Linked DNA regions of Homo sapiens: region 2 is linked to region 1. A link is a loop called in an ENCODE intact Hi-C map of the cell type or tissue named here. Cell type or tissue: PC-9. All regions are shown on one strand. Links, peaks and the distances in the headings refer to the core of each region. The heading gives the core; the rest is flanking DNA.

The links. Peaks named below come from ENCODE experiments on the same cell type or tissue, not always from the same donor. Only the 100,000 strongest peaks of a DNase experiment are listed, where the experiment ranks them.
Region 2: a loop joins it to region 1, with 2.7 times the contacts of the local background. A loop is called at or near these places in 4 of 110 quality-filtered maps.

Annotation. Positions count from the first base shown.
Region 1 is chr2:44,546,634-44,552,537 of GRCh38, forward strand. All of the region lies in intron 3 of CAMKMT (calmodulin-lysine N-methyltransferase), which reads left to right. Among named protein-coding and RNA genes, the nearest start is that of CAMKMT, 190 kb to the left of the region's middle. In PC-9, for the core only: no CTCF peak of the experiment used is centred there; DNase peaks (open chromatin) are centred at 2,688 and 4,098; H3K4me3 peaks cover 1,004 bases; H3K27ac peaks cover 3,125 bases.
Region 2 is chr2:44,705,581-44,711,484 of GRCh38, forward strand. CAMKMT (calmodulin-lysine N-methyltransferase) reads left to right here. Exons shown (of 11, transcript NM_024766.5): 5 at 707-761; 6 at 1,819-1,882. Among named protein-coding and RNA genes, the nearest start is that of LINC01833, 230 kb to the right of the region's middle. In PC-9, for the core only: no CTCF peak of the experiment used is centred there; DNase peaks (open chromatin) are centred at 2,921 and 3,231; H3K4me3 peaks cover 564 bases; H3K27ac peaks cover 981 bases.

The sequences.
Region 1 (5,904 bases), core at 490-5,489:
TGCAAAAGGCTGCGTTGCCCCTGGGCAGCTGTCAGAAATGGGTAGTTATTAATAGCCCTCTCTTTTCACTTAGCATAGTCAGTAGGGGTCAGGCATGAAATGATTTAATCAGTTTATGATATCTGTGACAGAGAGCACTTAAAATGTAATCACAAAATTTAGGTAGAAGTGTCCCTGGGCTGTTGTAATGTTTTTCTCACTTAATTTTCCCTAATGCTGATACAGTGTAGTGCACACTGAGAGACTGACCATACAACAAAATGACATATGAGTTGGTGTTGGTTTCATTTCTCTCTCAGTAAAGTTGCCTTTTTAGTGGGGGTTTTTACTTCACAACATAGACCACAAATCCTAAGGGTAAGTGAGTATAAATCCCTTGGGTTGGCTTGCTTGGCTCTGCAAAATGTGTCCAAAATGTGTTGAGGGGTCCTGAGGGTGGGGAAGAACTTGATTGAGCAGAAAAATATCAAGCTTAGGTTTTTTGTTATTGTTATTTTCTGTATCCTCAAAGAAAATGTTAATGTGCTAGGATTCAGAGGACATTTTCCAGGTACACAAACCTAGTTGAACAATATCAGTAGTCTTATTGGGTCCTCTAGCAGTCACTTGGAAATAAGCTCAGCAGAAGTAAAAGTAAAAACTGTTCTATGCTGATAGTTGGAAAGACAGTACCTCAGCAGGGATTGGTCAAGCTGGGAATTCAGGGTTCAAGTAAGAAGAGTGGCTCTAAAAAATGTTAGATGATGCTGACGTGGTGGTGCATGCCTGTGGGGCTACTCCGAAGGCCGAGGCAGGAGGATCACCTGAGACCGGGAACTTGAGGCTGTAGTGCACCATGATCATGTCTGTGAATAGTCACTGCACTCCAGCCTGGGCAACATAGTAAGACCTCATCTCTAAAAAACAAGAAAGATATGATAGGTGAAAGATGACCCTAAACTTAAAAGGCAGTGAAAAAAATCATCACAGGTGTAAAAGTTAGCAATGCATGGAACAAGATTAGTACAATGTTTAGGTCTTGGGGTCTGGAATACCCAGGTTCAAATGCCATCTCTGTACTATCATTTCCTCATTTGAAATAATACCCATTTCATAGGGTTACTATGAGAATTAAATACGAGCTTATGTAATATATCTGACACATAGGAGAAGTTCAAATAACATTACTTCTCTCTTTCCTTATCTCTAACGGCCTAAATTTGGTTAATTATAATGCAAAAGGGAGGGCAAGTTTTGAGCTGAAGCTGCAGTGGAAAGGGATCATCAAGACAGCTGTCCTTGAGTGTCCCTCCTGCAGTACTGTCTCTCATTGGCTGCTTGCCCATCAGAGGCACACTGATCACTCTAAATATCCTGGTAGAGAGTGGGGAAAAACTTGGCCCTGGACATCTTCCTGCAGATTTAGGGAGACAGAAGAAAGAAAAAAGCACAGAATATGCTGAGTTCAGATTTGTGATTCTAATGTTAATTAATGCTTGCCTTCAAATGGGCTTAGTTCTTTTATTCAACAAGTATTTACTTAGCATCCTACTATGTGCTTTCTATGTGCTGGCAAAATTTATGGGAACAACCAGCTCGAAGTCCCCTCCTGCCTCATTCCTGACTCTGTTGGGTATCATAGGATGAACATTAGACAAAGACATACGCCTTCTGTGTTTCTCTGTGAATCCAGAGCCTTAAAAGCTCTGGCATTGTCTAAGACCCACTTATCTCTAAGTGCTTTGGTTTGTACTGGTTCTTTATCTTTCTAAGCTAGAAAGCCATGGTCTCACATGAAACCACAAGCCCTGATAACAGGTGTCTCCTGTGGTAGGCAGAATTCTAAAATGGCCCCCAAGATTCCCGGCCCTGCTGTACACACACCCTCTCCCAGGTATTTAGCCATACGTTATCTAGATACTGCTGTGGAAGGATTTTGCAGATGTAGTTAAGGTCCCAAATCAGTTGACCATAAAGCAGTGACATTATCTGAGTGGATCTGACCTAATGACATAACCCCTTTAAATCTGGGTCTAGAGGTCAGAGACGGGAAGTCAGAGACGAAGCAGGAGAAGGATTTGCTGGCTTGAAGATGGAGGCAGCTACGTAGCAAGGAATTTTTTTAGCTGAGAGTGGCCCTTGTTTGCCAGCCAGAGAGGAAATGGGGACCTCAATTCTACAGCTACAAGGAGCTGAATTTTGCCAGGAAGAATGAGGTTGGAAGCAGAACTTTTTTAGAGCCTCCAGATGAGAACTCAATCTGGTTGCCACTGTTATTTCAGCCTTGTGATTCCCTGAGCAGAAAACTCAACCATGCCATACCAGACTTCTGACCTAAAGAGTTGTGAACTGATAAATGAGTGATGGTTTAAGCTGCTAAATTTCTGGTGATTTGTTATGCACCGATAAAAAACTAATACATCTTGTTTACATCTTGCCTGTTCCACATTTGTTTCCTCCGAGATCAGATGGAAACATGATCCCCTTTTTCTGTTTTCAAATCTTATGTCTCTTTCTGGTACATCGGCTAAGCTCTTCTTTCTGTTGGAGAAAAATGTTCTATATTCATTTGCCAAAAGAGATGATTGCAATCTTCTGAATCTGGTGAATGCCTGAGGCTCTCTCACCAGTTTACCAGCTCTGTCCACTTCTTTGGGCTCTCTTTGGTGACTAATCACTCAAGCATCCTCCTTCCCAACCCCTATGGGAATTCTCTGCCAGATTACTATGATTATAGTTTTATAATCCTAAAAAAAAAGACCTGAAAATGTACAGAGTGACAAACATAATTCACCCCAAGGGAAGAGAAGAACCTCTCTCACACAGCAGGAAGACTCAGTTTTTCCTGTCCAGTCACTTGCCACAATGTCTTGAACTGAAAACCACAATTACTTTTGCACCAACCTAAAATGTATATATAATTTTTTTTCTTTTTTTCTTAGACACAGGGTCTCACTCTGTTGCCCAGGCTGGAGTGCAGTGGTGATCATAACTCAGTGCAGCCTCAAACTCCTGAACTGCTCATATATTTAAGAAACACTTCGTGGCAGAAGATTATGATACTCTTGCTTATTTATTGGCTTAAGGATTAAGGATCCCCAAAGTCTCAGACTTCAGTAAGTAAGCCTATGTCCTACATGATGTCTGTAAACTCCACTCCCTCTTAGACTTACATCCTAGAACAAAGACATAGGGGGCTTCTTCAACTGTGGCCATACATTTTTGTCCCAGACCCAGCTTCATTGTGTTAAAAGTCTTGGTGTTATGTGAAGAGTGTCTTTATCCATCCTTCCGTCATTCAGTGTAGAGTTCTAGGATTTTTGAAATAGGATAGATTCATTCTGACCTGCCTGAATTGAAAGTCATATTAAAATGTGGGCAGGGAATCGGGAAGGGAAATGTGGAGAAAAGGAATGTGTGTGTAGTCATATTCACAAAAATACCTTGATAAAGAGCCAATACCAGCACAAAGAACATCAGCATATATGTTTTTAAGACTGACAGCCACTGGGCGTGGTGATTCACATTTATAATCCCATCACTCTGGGAGGCTGAGGTGGGTGGATTGCTTGAGCCCAGGAGTTTGAGACCAACCAGGGCAACATAGGGAGACCCCGTTTCTACAAATCATTAAAAAAATTAGGCAGGTCTGGTGACACATGACTGTAGTCCCAGCTACTCTAGAGGCTGAGGCTTAAGCCTGAGAGGTTGAGGATTCAGTGACCTATGGTAGTGCCACTGCACTCCAGCCTGGGTGACAGAGTGAGACTCTGTCTCAAAAAAAGAAAAAAAAAAAGAAAGAAAAAAGACTGACAGTCATGTAAGATCACATTTACATATAAAATGCATATATGTAACATTTCTTATATGAAGATGAATAGTAAAGGAATTAAATCAATTTAATTTCTACTAGTATAGAATTAAATGTCTACTATAAAGTTATCACTAAGCTGAGCTCTTAGGGAGACACTGAACCCAAGGAATTTATAGGCTCCGTCTATCTTTTTTCTATTCCATGTGGTGTGAGAGAAGTCAGTTACCAAGATCTATTGACCATCTATCCACTCTTTTCTGAACCAAAGGCATACTCTAAAAGCTTGCAGTGACTGGATGAGTCAAATTCTGTCACTTCCTCTTTACAAGTTGTTTTGTAATGATTAAACCAGTGATACATTGTATCATACATTGATTGAGGAGGCATTTAATACTTAAAGTGAGAACTGTTGCAAGTTATCAAAGGAACTGTGGGTGTTCTGTATATTCTCTGTATATCTTCATAGAGACTGCCGAGAATGGGGCTTGAGACTAAAGTTTTAAACAACTCATTCATGAATGTCCATCTACCTAAACTTCTGTACACAATATATGACAACTTGCAAGACCTGGAAACCAGATGTTTTTAAAATTGTTTTCTTCAGTGTTTTATTGTAAAAAGTCTCATCTATTCTACCTAGCCACATAATTCCAGGTGGTGTTCTAGGGTTCAGGGTAGAGTACGTGGCAGTAATGTAGTCACAAGATTATGTAGTCCTGTTTAATGGGGCAGAAACCCACATCTGCAAGATCTTTATTCTCTCAGATTGCTGAGACAAAGAACTGGATACGGGGCTTTACACAGTGTCATGCAGTGCGTGGGCATGCCTTCTATGTCACATTAATTGTATTTATAAATTTACTCCAGAAACCTGAGCATGAAGACTCTAAATTCTCACTGTTCAGGTGACTCTAAGCAGATGGCTTATGCATAAGATTGGAAGGATTGGAAGTTCTAAAGGGAATTGTGCGTGTTGCCCTTTGTGTTCCATAGGCCATTACCACTGGGCCTTGAAACTCCCTGGAGTTTTATGCATAAGAAAGAAAGATGTCAAATTTGCCTTCTTGAGTAGTTTTATCAAGGTCACCTATGATCTGTATTTAACATTTGGTTGCAAGGGAGAGTTCCCAACAAAAAGATGCTGGAACACAGCCAGTCCATTAGCATTGAGGCCATGCTTTCTTCAAAACATCCTGGGCTCTATACCAAAGTATGCTTTTTAAATGGCAGCAGTGGAAAAGATTTGTCGAAAACTCATGTCACTGTAGATGAATTTGCTCTGAAGAATAGAGATCATTATCAGCCCAGTAAATTTTGAGACATCAGAGTGAAGCACTGTACTAAGTGCTTTTGTACATGTCACTTCACTTCATCTTCATAATAGTCCTGAGAATCACATAATTATTATTCTCATTTTACAGAAGAGAAAACTGAGTCCTATATATGACATACCTTGTATACCTATGGAGAGCTTTCCTTTGTTGGCAATATTATACCAGAAACAGTTTAGCTTACTCAGGGCGAAGTGTAATATGGGTTTCTAACATATAGATTTTTTTTTAGTTTTCATTTTTTAATAGATTTAGAGGGGGACAAGTGCAGTTTTGTTACATGGACATATTGTGTAGTAGTGAAATCTGGGCGTTGAATGTAAGCATCACTTGAATAGTGTACATTGTTTTACCCATTAGGTGATTTCTCATCTCTCATCCTCCCCTCCGAGTCTCCAGTGTCTATTATTCCACTCTATGCCCATAGGTATGCATTATTTAGCTCCCGTTTGTGAGTGAGAACACTAACCTACAGTTTGAATGTATGTTCACAGTGATACACAATGATATTTCGATTGTACTCATTATTACTTTTGAGTCTTTTAAATAAAATTCAGAAGAGAATTTTATTTAAAAGACTGTGGCTTTCTCATTAACAAGACAGGCAAACTGAACCAATTCATTTACCTATCTAGTGCTTGACATGGAGGATTTAAGAAATCCTAGAAAAGATTTCTAAAATGGAAGATTTTACTTGGTGATCTTTACAGTCAATAACAACTCCAAAATCCTGGAATCTTATGCAGATAGAGTCCTTTCATACAAAATACTGTGGCAGTG
Region 2 (5,904 bases), core at 260-5,259, 160 kb after region 1:
GCCGCTTTACTTTTGAGCTGTGAAGTCAGAGCCCAGTCATTACTTTAGCCTGGGTTTGCTGGCTTAACCATATTATGTCCCTGCATTGTTTATTCACTGTGTTGTGTTGGGGTCAATTGTGATTTAAGTGTTAATTGCTAAATGCTCTTTGTGTAATTGTTCTTTATGGGGACTGTTCAGCTTTCCAAAATGTTTCAGTTTGTTTAAGAATTTTTTTTTAAAATTCAGGATTGCATCTATTTATTTTGTGTGTGTTGTTTGTATGTAACTATAATATAGGTATATACACACTCATATATATTCTTCATTTACTTGTCTAACTGTTTTTGAAGGAATGAATGTGGATTAACAGTGTTATCCTTTCCTAACACTTCTCTTTCGCTACTCTAGCTAGTTTAGTTCTAAAAGACAGCGCCATTGACAAGGGAAAAAAAGGGAACCTTCTCAGATTTTTCAGCTCAGCGGTGGTAATGTTGCAGTGAACACTAATGAGGGAACCCCCACTGATTTGCCTGCTTTGTGACTTTTCTATTTCATAATTATTTTTAAAACGCAAAACGACATGAGGTAGCCTAGTCATGTCTCTACAACTTCCTGGTAGCGCCGTTCTTACTGCAGATGGCAATTTGTTCTTGTAACATATATCTCTCTCTGACCATTTTCATCTAATTTGTATGGGTTCTACCATTTCTTTTCTCTCTTTCAGGGCCCTTGCTGTGTGTGAGCTAGGGGGTGGCATGACATGCTTGGCTGGGCTCATGGTAGGTCTTTTCTCCATTCCAATCCCATTCAGAGGGAGGAACAAAAGGAAAAATGTTCCAGGGCCTCCAACTGCTGGGTCAGAGAACCGTCAACAGCATCAGCTGCGGTCAAGCTGCCGGGTCTTGAGAGACCTTCTAGATTGACTTACTTTCGGATCATATTGATTTTATGGTTGCCTCGATGAGCAGAAACATTTTACCTCAGTGTAGTCAATATTGCTTGTTGTGACATTCCAGGCCTCGCACAGTCTTTCTTTGCCATAGCGAAAGCATTTTTTTTTTTTTTTTCAGATTATAGTCCCATTTGCTAAGATACAGGAATAGCCCGGCGAATCACAGTTGGAGCACCATGATATAGCTGCTAATGTTTTGCCTGCATTATTACACCAACAAACATGATCCAGAGCGCTCAGTAATTAGATTCTTTTGAATTAGATTGGCCATTCAGGAACGTCGTTCCCCATTCTCTGGGTTCTGAGTCATGTATTCAGGAGATATTATGTAGCAGCACAGTGCATTAGACAAGTTTTTATGTCTCTACAAATAAAAGCATATTGTTACACTGATTGGCATTTGACAAACCTGTCGCTCTTATACAATGTGTCGAGGTTACAGCCCAATGTGCGAGCATGTCAAAGCTCACAAAAAAATTACCCTCACAAAGCCATCTGCCTGCAATGCAAAGTTATATGAAGGGCATCAGGCAGTCAGACAGAAGCAAGCTGAAAGGCAGAGTGACAGCCTTGTATGATGGCTCTACTAGATAAACAGAAGCCCACAAATGAAAGCCTCTCAGAATACCATCATCCGCTGTCACAATGCAATTACCGAACAGAATGATAGCAAGATAGAGGCTCCCGCAAATGGAATGATAAAAGTATTGACTGATTTGATTGAATGATTAAAATAATGCAGACATAAAATGAAAAAAGATTGAAGATTGTTACAGAGAAATAGGTGAGGAAGCATGATACTGAAGGCTTGTCACTCCTGTCTTCACTTCCACACAGACAAGCATATTTGCTCATTGTTTGCTGTGCTCCCTTTTTTTTTTCAGGTTGCTATTTCTGCAGATGTCAAAGAAGTTCTGTTAACTGATGGGAATGAAAAGGCCATCAGAAGTATCCTTATTCAGATAGAAAACGGGTTTGTTGTGCTCATTCCTTTTTCCTGGCTGAGTAACAATTGATATAAAGAAAGACAGCATGGGGTATTAAAAGAGAGTTTCCCCCCTACATACATGATAAGTAATTAAGAAAAAGTAGAAATATATGAATTCCTTGCATACAACTCCGTAGGTTTTTTTCTTTCCATAGATTTTTATAGACATCTCTCATGAAAGGAGCCTATTTTTGTGGACCTCCCGAGGCAATAAGAAAATTTGTTTCATAATAATTTTCAAGCATTCTTGTTCTTTTATTTCCATTGGAATTTGCCAGTGTAAAACAAATTATTTGGTATTTATTGTATTTGGATATTGCTGGCAAATATTAACTTCCAGCTTCATGTTTGTTATTACATTTATACACTTGATATTGTATGTACTGTATAATATTGTGCCTGGTCTAATTGCTGAGGGTACCTATATCCCCCACTGGAACAGCTGTCAGTTCTTCATTATTTCCTTTTATTTAGGATTTTATTTAGGATTATACAAGCTATCTCTATTTTTCTGCTATGCTATTGCAGTTCAAACTCCATTAGATTATGCTTTACTAATATGTACACAGAGTTCATGAAAATTGAACTGTACTTTAACTAAGAAAGCAAGCATAAATGTAGCTACTTTAGCAGTCGAGCTGATTTGTTCAGGGGCAGTTAACAGCTGTTAGAAACTGAGAGGAAAAGTGGCAGATATGTTTGCTTTGGATTTTTTTTTTTTTTTTTTTTTTTTTGGTGTGCCTTACATTTACATTATGAGGGAGACAATCTACTTATTTGAATTTTAAGCTCCTAAACTGCCAAAGCAGTTTTGATTTCTGTGGCATCTTACATACAATCTATTTCTGATTTTCTTTTTCGACTTCTGCCATATGATTTTTTCAAAATATGCAGCAGCTTCATCAAGCTGCTCAAACAGGAGAAAGGAGGAACGAGAAGCACAGTAGCTAATATTGTTCAGTAACACTTGTATGCTCTACAGAGCCCCACCCAGCTAATTGCCTGACAGACTTAAAAAAAATTCAGGAAGGAAAAACAGCCAATCACAATCTTGGCCTTTCACACAAGGGAAGGAGATCACAAAAGGTGCTTCCTTTTTTTAAATGCAGGATTTTAATCACGTTCTTGAGACTGTCTCAAGTTTTTCAAAATATTCCTGAAGATGAGCAGATGTTTTTTCATTCACTCTGCTTTATTCTGAGTTATTTCGTGCATGTATCCATGTATCATTTCACTGTGCTCCTCCTCCTTATGTCAGGGAATACAGAGCAAGAGGAAGCTCAGGTATGCCAGCTCAGCCCCAGAGAATTTTTAGAGGGTGGGGGGAGCAGGATTATTGGACAAGAGAAGATTATTTTAGCCACAGAAACTTTCAGCTTGGGCCCGGTAACCTAAGGTTTTTTTCAAGTCAGCAGGTGTCTTATTTAATAGCGTCAGAAACCAATTAGAACTTTTATCAAACTATGGGAAACATCTGTAGTCAGTATGTAAGTCTAATTGTTCTAAAATTATTATTGAGCTAAACTACAGAGCTTCCAAAGAAGGGAAGCAATGCTAATGTCATTAATTAACACACCTTTGCTTTAAACAACAAAGATGCCATGCCAGCTTTTGAAATCAGAGAGGAAATCTCAGATTCTGTATTCATTCTGCCGGCCTTTCAAAGAAATGATTGGTACAGCCCCCTCCCAAGAAAATGGATTTTTAACATTTGGTCCTCAGAAGCTCAGCCCTGAGAGTGCTTTATTGTGCTGGGTTTTACAATGGGTTTAATATAGCGGGGTGCCAAAGGGCAGGAGGGGAAGAACTTTACAAAGTAGATAAAGTAGGTCTTTTCAGGATGCAGACCAAAACTGGTAGTGTGTTTTATTTCATCTCTTAGGACTTTCCTGATGGAGTTCCGTTTTTACCATGCAGTTGTTCTGTGTTTGTATGCCTTTTTCTGTTGTAACCAGATCTAATTTTTTTTAATTAAGAGAAAAAGCATGCATAAAGCCTTAAAATTGGCAATGTGTTTTTCCTGCTTTTAATACTAATGTTATTCTTGATTTGCTAACAGAGCTTACAATTGGCATTCGTTGTCATCTGTTTTACTGACTGAGGTTAATATGAATGATTTTTTTTTCTATTTGCATGCCCACTTTCTGTAAGAATAACTAATTCACTGAATCACATACTATTGATGCATATAGATTGAAACAAACTTATTTAAAAATTACTGTTTACATCTTTCCTTTAAAATTTTAGGAAGTCTAAATTATATAGCAGTTGTAGGATATTATTCAAAAATTACTTTCTAAGAAGTAAAAGTGGATGTCAACAAAAAAAGGGGGAGAAACATTGCCAGAAGCCAGAAAATCTGTTAGTAAAGCTGCTAATTATTCTTAATGGGCAAGATGAGCACATTAAGAAACAAATGAATACATCAGTGAAATGTAATTGAAAATTGGCCTGGCAATGGCATATCGCATCTGAGTATTGGCCTGTATATTATTCTTATCATTTTAAAAATTATTTTTTTTGTTCTTGGCTTCTGAATTTAATGAATCCAACTGAATCTTCTTAGTCTCTTAAGCTTCTAAGATTCTGATTTTTACCTTTTTTTAAAAAAAAAAACAGCATTTCCTGATATTTCCTTTTAATTTTATATTATTTCTATTTGTTTTAGTATGTGAGGCAATGAATGGATTGGTTCTGAATCTTTATATCACAGAAGCATGTCAACCAGTTTTGAGTTTATTTATTATCTCCCTAAAATGTATCAGATGGATTGCCTATGTCTTCTTGAGTTTTCCAACTTGACTCTGAAAAGCTAGATGTTGATCTGAGATTTATTAAACAGAGATGTCTGGAAAGATATTAAGACTTGAGGTAAAAATTTTTAAGTCACAAATATTTTCTTAGATTCATGGGTAGTTTTCCCTAAAGTCTCCTTGATCCTTAAACTGCATTGCTGGGTCTACGAACTCAAAGCCCCCACACCTGAGAGCTGCTCTTCCCTACAGATGCCATTTTATCTGTACCCCAAGAGAACAAAGGATAAATTAGAAATGGGATCATTTGGTTTGTCCAGTTCTCAAATTTATTCTAAAATAGTGTGAAACATGTTCCTTTTCTTTTTTTTTTGGCAATGCCCCTTTAGTGTCAAGAAAGAAATCTTCAACTGCCCACATATAATAATTACTCCATAAGGTTTGTAACTTGTGATAACAATGACCTAGGAATAGGAGAGAGACATGGTATACTGAGTTATTATTGATGCTAAGCCTCTTCTAAATTATAATGAATAAAAGTAGAACTCCTGAAGGTGAGCAACCCTCTCTGGCTACAATCACTAATGTGCCCAGCACAAGCACCCTGCCTTAGTAAACATCTAGCAGTTCTATGCAGAAAATTCCAATGTTTGGTGACCCATTTCTCTGTAAGCATCTTATCCCCAAAGTATGCACAGTGTGGATCATGATCTTGAACTTAGGATTCTCCAAAAATGGGTAAATCCCCTGTGCTTTTTAAAGGAGACACCCCTGGTTTAACATTATTTTTATTTAATACAATCCCTGACTTGAGTAACTAATAAGTGAAGCTTCGTGTGGGCTGTGCAGCCTGTACCATAGATGGTTAATAACACGGAAATCCCGGGCCATCTTCCTGTGTCCAGGCTTCTTCTTCCAATGCCGGCTGTACTTCCATCTACTGATGAGTCATAAGTAAACTATATGTGCCTCAGATTGGGTAGCAGCACAACAAATATGTATTTTTTGGAATTAAATTAAAATTAATTCAACCAATATTAATGGCATGTCATTACAGGTGCTAAAGATACAATAGTGAACAAGATAGGTCTAGTACCTATCCTTGTGGGGCACAGATTTTGCCTTGGCTAGAATACATTTATATACATGAAGGGCAGAAGTTCTTTGATAACTTTGGTTATTTAAATTCTACAGTATAAATGTTCACATAATTAATTCTAACTTTTTTT